2 separate regions of the Homo sapiens genome follow, and region 2 is linked to region 1. A link is an interaction called in ENCODE POLR2A ChIA-PET data of the cell type or tissue named here. Cell type or tissue: HepG2. All regions are shown on one strand. Links, peaks and the distances in the headings refer to the core of each region. The heading gives the core; the rest is flanking DNA.

Evidence for each region. ChIA-PET counts read pairs that join two places held together with the same protein. Peaks named below come from ENCODE experiments on the same cell type or tissue, not always from the same donor. Only the 100,000 strongest peaks of a DNase experiment are listed, where the experiment ranks them.
Region 2: POLR2A ChIA-PET joins it to region 1 with 10 read pairs; 2 of 35 experiments call an interaction of 5 or more read pairs at or near these places.

The regions. Positions count from the first base shown.
Region 1 is chr7:138,386,477-138,391,856 of GRCh38, forward strand. No RefSeq gene overlaps it. Among named protein-coding and RNA genes, the nearest start is that of TRIM24, 71 kb to the right of the region's middle. In HepG2, for the core only: no CTCF peak of the experiment used is centred there; a DNase peak (open chromatin) is centred at 2,515.
Region 2 is chr7:138,562,669-138,568,048 of GRCh38, forward strand. It overlaps TRIM24 (tripartite motif containing 24), which reads left to right. Exons shown (of 19, transcript NM_015905.3): 10 at 4,813-4,986. LOC124901755 (a long non-coding RNA gene) reads right to left here and starts at 3,035. Exons shown (of 2, transcript XR_007060556.1): 1 at 2,720-3,035. In HepG2, for the core only: no CTCF peak of the experiment used is centred there; DNase peaks (open chromatin) are centred at 1,963 and 3,193.

The DNA of each region.
Region 1 (5,380 bases), core at 182-5,181:
CCAAAGTGCTGGGATTACAGGCGTGAGCCACCATGCTTGGCCTCAATATTGGTCTCAATATTGTTTAGCAGAGAGAAGGGTGTACGCTTCACCTTAGAATTATTTAGCTCTGGGACAGGAAGTATGTTTGGTCCCAGAATTGTTTAACTTGGGGAAAAGAAAATATGCCTGCTCCCAGTACTGTTTAATAAAGGGACAGGGAAAAACTTAGAATGCAATTCTCACATCAAAAGGCTCAAATGCTCCTTTAAAAAAAAAAAAGTATGTTTCTGTCATTTATTTTTACAGAGAAAAAAAAGAAAAAGTAATTATAAAAATAAAATAACAAAACAGCCTTAACTATCCTTCATATTATAGAGTCCTAGGATAAAGTTTACATACTCGCAGCTCAGGTTCTATCTAAAGCACTTTAACTGTGGTGATGTGAGATAATGTACCTTCTTTTGGGATTTCACACCAATGATGTAATCCATGAGCTAAATTTTTTCAAATGAATAAAGAAATATTCTTCATATTTAAAATATTTCTTACAATATTGCACTGCATACTTTCTGGTATTTTTGACCAGCCAGAGGGATGATATTCAACATATTTTAATAAGCAGCAGTGCATAGGTGTTGAACAAGCAGAATGTGAATGGGATGTAACAAAACCAGTTTTTTTTTTGTTTCTTTTTTTGTTTTTTTTTTTTTGAGATAGAGTCTCGCTCTGTCACCCAGGCTGCAGTATAGTGGCACGATCTCGGCTCACTGCAACCTCCGCCTCCCGGGTTCATGCCATTCTCCTGCCTCAGCCTCCCGAGGAGCTGGGACTACAGGCACCCACCACCACGCCCAGCTAATTTTTTTTTTTTTTTGTATTTTTAGTAGAGACGGGGTTTCATCGTGTTAGCCAGGATGGTCTCAATCTCCTGACTTCGTGATCCACCCACCTCAGGCTTCCAAAGTGCTGGGATTACAAAACCAGTTTTAATATACTAACATACACCAGAAAAATACCAACCTAGCTATTGCACAAGCAGACATCAAATCCACAAATCGATGAGAAAGAAGACTTCACCACCCACTACAGAATCGTAGTGAGCTTAACACAACATAAATTTATTCCTCATTAATGTTACACGTCTTTTTTTTTTTTTCCAATTTTATTTACTTTTTTTGAGACAGAGTCTCACTCTGGCAGGATCTGGGTTTGCTGCAACCTCCGCCTTCTGGGTTCACGCAATTCTCCTGCCTCAGACTCCCAAGTAGCTGGGACTACAGATGTGTACCACCACGCCCAGCTAATTTTTGTATTTTCAGTAGAAACGGGGTTTCACCATGTTGGCCAAGTTGGTCTCGAACTCCTGACCTCAGGGGATCTGACTGCCTCAGCCTCCCAAAGTGCTGGGATTATAGGCATGAGCCACCACACCCAGCCACTGATGTTACACTTCTACTGAGAGTTTATGGGGCTCTGCTGTGTCACTCAGAACCCACAATGATAGAGCAGTCATTACCTGGAATAATGCCAATCACTGTGCAAAAATGAAACAAAGCCATTGAGGTTCTCACATTAGCAATTATGGGTCACTTCTGCTCACAACTCATTTGTCAGAACTAGTAGCTAGACCCCACACAATCACAAGGGGCCAGCAAGCACAATTTTATATGCTCAAAAGGGGTTAACAAAACATATACTGAATGGCAGTAGTAACTACCACAGGATACCTATCATTGTCTGATGGGTTCTTCCTGCCTGCTGCACAGACAAAATCAATTCACTGATACAACTGCAGTATTGCAGTAAAGAAAGAATGTAATTAATGCAAGGTCAGCCAAACCGTAGGATGGGAGTTTTATTATTACTCAAATCAGCCTCCTGGAGAACTCAGAGGCTAGGGTTTTTATGGATAATTTGGCAGGCAGAGAGCTAGGGAATGGGTGCTGCTGATAGGTTGGAGATGAAATTATATAGGTGTGAGGCCGGGCGCAGTGGCTCACGCTTGTAATCCAGCACTTTGAGAGGCCGAGGCAGGCGGATCATGAGGTCAGGAGTTCAAGACCAGCCTGGCCAACATGGTGAAACCCTGTCTCTACTAAAAATACAAAAATTAGCTGGGCATGGCAATGGTTGCCTGTAATCCCAGCTACTCAGGAGGCTGAGGCAGGAGAATCGCTTGAACCCAGGAGGCGGAGGTTGCAGTGAGCCGAGATCGAGCCACTGCACTCCAGCCTGGGCAACTGAGCTAGACTCCATCTCAAAAAAAAAAAAAAGAAATTATGCAGGTGTGGAAGAAGTCCTTGTGAGCTGAGTCCATCATGAGTCATGGGTCTAGGTGGGGTTAGTCAGTGGCCAGAATGCAAAAGTCTGAATAACATTTCAAAAGACCAATCTTAGGTTATCCAATCCTGATGTTATCTACAGGAGCAATTGGGCAAGTCACAAATCTTGTGACCTCCAGCCCTATGACTCCTGAGCTAGTAAAAGATTATAGAAACTATGCCTATCTTATCAGAATTCAGGCCCCTCTCATAATCCTAATCTTGTGGCCTTTCATTAGTTTTACAAAGGCAGTTTGATTTTGGGAAGAGCTGTTAAAGCAAAGATGTTTGCTTTAAGGTTAAACTATAAACTAAATTCCTCCCAAAGTTAGCTTGGCCTATACCCAAAAATGATCAAAGACAGCTTGGAGGTCAGAAGCAAAATGGAGTCAACTGGGTCAGATGTCTTGCTGTCATAATCTTGCAAAGGCAGTTTCAGCATCACTGCCAATCATTTAGGCTAGAAAAGGGAGTTTGAGAATTCAGTGTCTTATCTGTGTAGTTTTATTTATCTGCTTCTCCTTATACGGGAGTGGGGGTCCAGGGAGGAAAGGTAGTAATGATTGACTTTGCTATTAGAATTTTTGAATAAAAAGAACAGACCTCAATCTCAAGGAGGGTTGAGGAAAAAGTGCAGTCAACTTGGGATAATGGATTAATATTAAGTTTAAAAATACTATTGAAAAATCTTTGTGACACTTTATACTTCCATGAATTCTAAATGTTTTTTGCACCATTTTCTCCAATGAACCAATTAATATAGTGCTTGGCAAGGGAGTAGCATCAATCTGGGCTGGGCGTGGTGGCTCAAGCCTATAATCCCAGCACTTTGGGAGGCCAAGCCGGGTGGATCACCTGAGGCTGGGAGTTTGAGACTAGCCTGACCAACATGGAGAAACCCCATCTCTAATAAAAATACAAAAAAATCAGCCGGGTGTGGTGGTGCATGCCTGTAATCCCAGCTACTCGGGAGGCTGAGGCAGGAGAATCGCTTGAACCCAGAAGGCGGAGGTTGTGGTGAGCTGAGATTGTGCCATTGCACTCCAGCCTGGGCAACAAGAGTGAAACCCCGTCTCAAAAAAAAAAAAAAAAGAATCAATCTGTTCTTTGGTCAAGAATTCCTTCTCAACAAAGAGTGCAAGGAAGGCATATCAGGCACAGAAAAGCATTATTTAATATCAATGAGTCAGTCCGGGCATAGTGGCTCATTTCCCTGTAACCCCAGCACTTTGGGAGGCCAAGGTGGGTGGATCACTTGAGGTCAGGAGTTTGAGATCAGCCTGGCCAACATGGTGAAACCCTGTCTCCACTAAAAATACAAAAATTAGCTGGGCGCAGTGATATGCGCCTGTAGTCCTAGCTACTCGGGAGGCCGAGGCAGGAGAATCGCTTGGACCCAGGACCGGAGTTTGCTGAGCTGAGATTGCGCCACTGCACTCCAGCTGGGGCGACAGAGTGAGACTCGGTCTCAAAAAAAAAAAAAAAAAAAAAAAATCCATGAGTCAATGAATGGAATAGAACTAATAACTCATACTGGGCTGGTTAGAATAGAAGACCCTGTAGGAAATAAAGGCAAGAGAAAGTTAGATTGATTGAGATCAGTCACCAGGGAGCGTCACCAGTGCCTTCCTTTCTTGTGTATAACATTTTATTCTAGGCCCCTTTCACCTTCTCCTGGGATTATCACAAAATATTTCTAGACATTGCATTTGCCTCCAATCTGCTTCTTTAAATGTTTTCTAATTATTAGGGCAATGTGTTCCTCAAATGTCACTTTCATTATATGAATCTGCAATTGTAATCTATGTTCATCCCTTCAGTCTCTTGAAGGCCCTATCCATTTAGCCTCATATTATCATTTACTTGGAATTTTACAGGTTAGTTAAGGCTATTATGAGGGATAATATTCACAAGTATTTTCTGAAAGTAGAAATAGGCTGGATACAGTGGCTCATGTCTATAACCCCAGCATTTTGAAAGGCAAAGGCAGAAGGATCGATTGAGGCCGTGAGTTCAAGACCAGCCTGGGCAGCATAGCGCCAGGCGCAGTGGCTCACGCCTGTATTCCCAGCACTTTGGGAGGCTGAAGTGGGTGGATCACTTGAGGTCAGGAGTTCGAGATCAGCCTGGCCAATATGGCAAAACACCGTCTCTACTAAAAACACAAAAATTACCTAGCTGTGGTGGTGCATGCCTGTAATGCTAGCTACTGGGGAGGCTGAGGCACGAGAATAGCTTGAACCTGGGAGGTGGAGGTTGCAGTGGGCCGAGATCACACCACTGCACTCCAGCCTAGGCAACAAAGCAAGACTATGTTTCAAAAAAAAAAAAAAAAAAAAAAAAAAAGACCAGCCTGGGCAGCATAGCAGAACTCTGTTTCTAAAAAAAAATAAATAAATAAAATTAAATTAAATTAAATTAAAATTAAAATAATTTTTTTTGTTTTGTTTTGCGATGGAGTCTCACTCTGTTTCCCAGGCTGGAGTACGGTAGTACGATCTCAGGTTAGTGCAACCTCTGCCTCCTGGTTTCCAGCGATTCTCCTGCCTCAGCCTCCTGAGTAGCTGGGATTACAGGCATGCACCACCACGCCTGGCTAATGTTTTGTATTTTTAATAGAGACAGGGTTTCACCATGTTGGCCAGTCTGGTCTCAAACTCCTGATCTCAGGTGACCCGCCTGCCTCGGCCTCCCAAAGTGCTGGGATTACAGATGTGAGCCACCGCAGCCACCCCCCACCAAAATTTTTTTAATTAGCCGGGCTGAGCACCATGGCTCACTCCTATAATCCCAGCACATTGGGAGGCCAAGGCAGGAGGATTGCTTGAGCTCAGGAGTTCTAGACCAGCCCAGGGAACATAGTGAGACTCCGTTTCTACAAAATTTTCTTTTAAAACTTAGCCAGGCATGGTGGCACACTCCTGTAGTCCTAGCTATGCAGGGGGCAGAGGTGGGAGGATTGCTTGAGTCCAGGAGGTTGAGGTGACAGTGAGTATGATTGCACCACTGCACTCCAGCCTGGGCAGCAAAGTGAGAACCTGTCACTAAAAAAAAACAAAAAAAAGTATAAATAGATA
Region 2 (5,380 bases), core at 277-5,276, 180 kb after region 1:
ATCTAATCTTTAGCCAGCCCGGGTGGGTTATCTTCAGCCCATACTCCAGGAATTTTATTAAGTAGCCTCTATAATTCAAGTATTCCTGGTTTGTGAGACAGTTCTGGTGGCTTTTTTGTGTATAGCCTCCATTCCTCAGTTTGCAGGACGGTAAGGGTTAACACCATGGCCTTTGGGTCAGTCAGGTTTAGAGTCATATCCCCTTGTAGCCCAAAAGCAATCTGTGCTTGCAGTTTTCAGAGTAGGTCTCTCCCCAGCAGGGGAACTGGGCAATTTGGGAGGTACAGGAATTCATGTTGGACCTCTTGTCCTCCTATAACGAACCTCCTTGGCCAACAAAGTGGCCTCTTCTCTGAGACCCTGGTGACCCCTACAATAGTTGTATAGTTTTTGGATAGTGGTCCTATGGATCGGGTTACTACCAGCTATTCAGCCCCATTGTCCACCATAAAGTCCATTAGCTGGCCCCCCACTTCTAATGTGACCATGGGCTCCTGGGGGCCTAAGGAGAAGGAGCCTGGTCTGTCCTTGTCCTTATATTCTTCAGTCCCTGCCACCCCGATCAGGTCGGTATCTGGTTCCTTCAGGGTGCAGCAGCCTTTGACTGGTGGCATTTTTGTTTCATAGCCTCCGCCATTTTCTTCACTGCCCTCTGGACACTGATTTTTTCCAGTGTCCCTTTTAGCATCATGCACATTGGTGCTTATCTAACCTCAGCCGGCTTTTGAGCCTCTGTCTGGTTTGGCCCCATCTCCGTCTGTGCCCGTGTCCACATCCGCACCCTCTTGCAATGCTAGTTTCCCTTACCGTAAGGGTCACTGCTAACATATTGGCCTTTTTCCTAAGCCTCCGATCTGCTTCCTTTTTTGCCTCTTGGTCACGGTTAATATACATCTTGGTGGCCACTCCTATAAGTTGGGTGGCATTCATGCCTGCGAAATTTTTTAGCTTTTGCATCTTCCACCTGATGTCACCCTGGGCTTGTCCTGCAAATGCCGTGTTCACTGTGCACTGATTTTCAGAGGCCTCAGGGTCAAACGGAGTGTAAAGCTGGAATGCCTCACAGAGTCTCTCATAAAACTGGCTAGGGCTCTCATCAGCTCCTTGAAGAACTTCTGAGATATTTCCTATATTGATTGCCTTTTTCCTGCCTTCCTTTAGCCCTTGCAAGAGTGCTTCTCGGTACCTCTGTAGGTACTGTAATTGGACTGCATGATTTGAATCCCAGTGGGGGTCTGCTTCTGGAAACTGGCCCTGAGTGTATGCCTGAACGTTAAGTGTGCCTTCAGGTGCACTGGCTTCTAGGCAGCAGAGAGCTGCCTGGATTACCCTCCAGCACTCCTCAGTGTTAAACAGTGTCAAGAGGAGCTGCCTACAGTCTGGCCACGTAGGATTGTGTGTCTGGAAGATGGATTGCATTAAATCTATGAGGGCCTGGGTCTTCTCCATGTAGGAGGGGGTATGGTGTTTCCAGTTTAGGAGATCAGTGGTTGTAAAAGGCTGGTAGATGAAGTTCCGTTGCCCCCCTTGGACTTGACCCTGTTCATCATAATAGATGGGTCCCCGTGTCTCCCTAAGAGGCATTTGCATAGCCCAAGCATGACCAGATTGGAGGCAGCCCACTTGATCATCTTATCTTTCTTCCCTGACCTCCTGGGGCTCCGATCTTTCCTTTTGGGGTGAGTCTTGGAGCATGTTACCATCTGAATCTGACTCCTTGGGGGCCGTTGGCCTCAGTAAATGGGGGTAGATTGGAATATATGGAAGAGGAATTTCTATCTCCTCTGGCAGTTCCTGCAAAACTGGTTTCTCTTGCCCTTCCCATGACTTTTTCTTTGTCTCCGTATTTGCCAGCAAAGCTGATTTTACTTTCACTTTAGGCTCGGTCTGAGCCACAAGCATTTTGCAGTAAGCTGCCAGGCAGGGCTGCAACCATGCAGGTCAAGTTTGAACTACATTTAGCCATGAGTCAATATAAGGGAATTGGTCTGGGTGCCCTGGCTGTCCTTCGACCCCAATCACCACCTTAAATACATGGCCAATTGTTTCCCTATCTGTGGTTCCTTTGGCTGGCCATCCGACACTAAAAGAGGGCCATTCTATTTCACAGAGTTCTCAACCTCTGAGGGGTCAACTTCATCCCGTAATCCCCTGCATAACCTTTCTTAAAATTCTTTAACATACATTGTAATGGGGTGGGTTTTGACGACTTCCCTCTCATTTCCTCCCAGTTACAGCGCAACACACTCACTCTCACTTTCACTTCGGACCGATTAGACCGTCCCCCTCGCAGGAGTATTTCAGATGCCACTTAGCATTGGAGGCTCTGTTTTGACCCCCACAATTACTAAATTGTGGGGCACCTCCCTAAGCCATATGTGGAACACTGTTAGTCCCGGTCAGTCCCATGGTTCTCTCAGAGTGTATGGTCTACGCTAAGAGAACTGCGGCCCCCACACATCACTCCCCGCATTGGTTCCTCCTGGAACCGCCTCTTTCACATGCACTCACACACTTCCCCGCTCCCAGTTCCTCTTTCTCAACTGACTCTGCAAGCCACTCTCATGTCCTGGGTTGGTTGGGGTGTGAGCTTGTGAGCTTCCCTGACTTTGCAAGCCACTCTCACGTCCTGTGTTTGACCACTAGTTACACCCCGGGAGGTGATCAGGCTCCCCTTCCATTCTTATGGGACAGGTCCTGCCTCGGGCTCAAACCTTACCACAATCCTGTAGTGCACTGTTCCTGGAATCATCCTGTTCCTGCTTAGGTTCCATTGTGCTGTCAGGTAGGGTCAAGGGAGAGCTGATCACCCCTCTGGGTTGAAGTTCTCCCAGTGGCGCCTGGGGTCACAGGTCTCTCCCGGCCTGGGGCTCCAGTCTCACAGGCGAAGAGACAGTAAACCTTTCGTCTCCAATCCCGGGCGAGCCCCCAGAAAATGTTTCAGGAATCAGAGGACTGGAGAGACCAATAGGTAGAAGAGGAGGATTTTATTTAAGTGGCCACTGGCCCAACGGATTCACATCCAAAGGCTAGGCCCTGAACAAAGACAGGGCTTGACTTTTATACACACTTCTGAAAGGGGGTTGGCTAGTTTAAATGGCGTGGTGGGAATCTAATGGCATGAAATTCATGGTGTAGGCAAGCAGGCTTACAGAAGCAGAACAAAGGCAGTTAATCAGTGACAGGTTTCATAATCCTTAGCATAGCTTGTGACCTTGCAGCTGCATTGAAGGAAAAACAGGAACTTACAAAACTTGGAAATTGAGTAATGGTAAGGGGGATGAGGAGATAGTAAAGGAATTTGATTTGCTTAAGCTTGCTCTGAGGGGGTGTTGGGAGAGTCTCTGGAGCTCCTTCCTTTGGGCTCTGGCTTTCCAGATAGTTTTATCAAAGCTTTGCCAGGGCCCTGCATATTGCTGGCCTTGGAGTGAGTCAGCTAAGTACAGGGAAACTTGTTTTTCTCTTTTTTATTTCTGCTTCAGCCTCATTTGTGATTCCTTCACCCAGCCTTCCTGTAATCAACCAGGGTTGTTCTTGGAGACTTTGCTTTGAAAATATGTTTTCTGGCCAGGCACAGTGGCTCAAGCCTGTAATCCCAGGACTTTGGGAGGCTGAGGTGGGCTGATCACTTGAGGTCAGGAGTTCGAAACCAGCCTGACCAACATGGCAAAACCCCATCTCTACTAAAAATACAAAAATTAGCCAGGTGTGGTGGGGCATTCCTGTAATTCCAGCCACTTGGGAGGCTGAGGCAGGAGAATCACTTGAACCCAGGAGGCAGAGGTTGCAGTGAGCCAAGATCGGAACAAGACTCCATCTCAAAAAACAAACAAACAAACAAACAAAAAACAGAAAATGTTTTCTTCTATGGAGACTCATCCTCTAAGTTGTAATTACTCAGTATCTTAACAGCCAGCTAAGCACCCGAACATGTTTTGGTAATGATATGGCAGACTAGATTTGGATTAAAGCCTTGGTGTGCTGCTTGGTGTTAGCTGTGTGACTTTTTTCAAATTATGTTTTCAAACTTTTAGTTTCCTAATTTGCAAAACAAAGGTAATAATACCTACTTCATAAGACTCAATAACATAATAATATGTAAAATGCCTGCCAGGGCTCAATAAGATCTAAAACTTACTAAGTGTTACTAATATCAACTATTTTCATTATTAACGATTTGTTCATTTTGAGTACACCCACTGAGCCAGATTACTTGTTCAAATCCCAGCTCCATGCCTTATTGTCTTTGTTAATCTTGAGCAAGTTACTAAATTTTCTGTGCTTTATTTTAGCTTTCTTATCTATAAAATAGAAATAATCTGTGCTTTATAATAATATTGCTAAGAATAAATTAGTGAATACATGTGAAGCATTTAAAGCAGTACCTGGCATTTAATAACTGCTCAATAAGTGTTAGCAGTTATTATTCTACCATCACTTTATTTTTAGGAGGTTTCAAAAGGGTAGTTCTTTGTGAAAGATAATTGTGAAGGACTTAGAAGGATACCAAAGACACATTTTATTTACTTCCCAACATGGCCTAGGTCCAATTCTGGTACAATCTACTTACAAAATCTAGGTGGCAATCCCTCTCCCAAGGTTCTTTCCTAGTAAGGTTCTTTTAAAAAAGTTGTTTACACAAATTCTGAAAGTCTGCCCATCCCCCACCCCTCATTCCCTTATGTAAATCTTAATAATTGATTGATCTGTGGCAGAGTTCTATTTTTCTGTAAAAGTTTTATAAGATAGAGATTTATAATTTGTTTTTCAGAAGAAGATTGTTACTAAATTGGTTTAATTTCTTTTTTCTAGCAACCGCCTCCACGTTTGATAAACTTTCAGAATCACAGCCCCAAACCCAATGGACCAGTTCTTCCTCCTCATCCTCAACAACTGAGATATCCACCAAACCAGAACATACCACGACAAGCAATAAAGCCAAACCCCCTACAGATGGCTTTCTTGGCTCAACAAGCCATAAAACAGGTATATATCTACCTTCTTTTCTCAATTGCTTTTTCTGCTGCTTTCTACTTTCAAATCACAAAGAATTTACAGATTAAGCAACAGGTTATAAAGAGCCAAGAGCAAGCCTTCTTTTTCATTTTTTAAATAAATGTGAATTGCAAAGTTTGATGCTTTTTATCAGTAAGAGAAATTAAACCACTTATGTAGAAGTGATGGCCCAATATAATCAATGACCATAGGTATTAATTTTTATAATATGGTATGGATAACTTTTAGGTGAGTATATTAAATTTCCTAAGATAAAAGTATTCTAACAAATACAAGTTACATTCCACAAAATAGAACAATAAATGAATCTTTGAAGCGTCTCAAGAAGATTTCTTGGAAACAAAATTATGGCACAGTTTCAAGA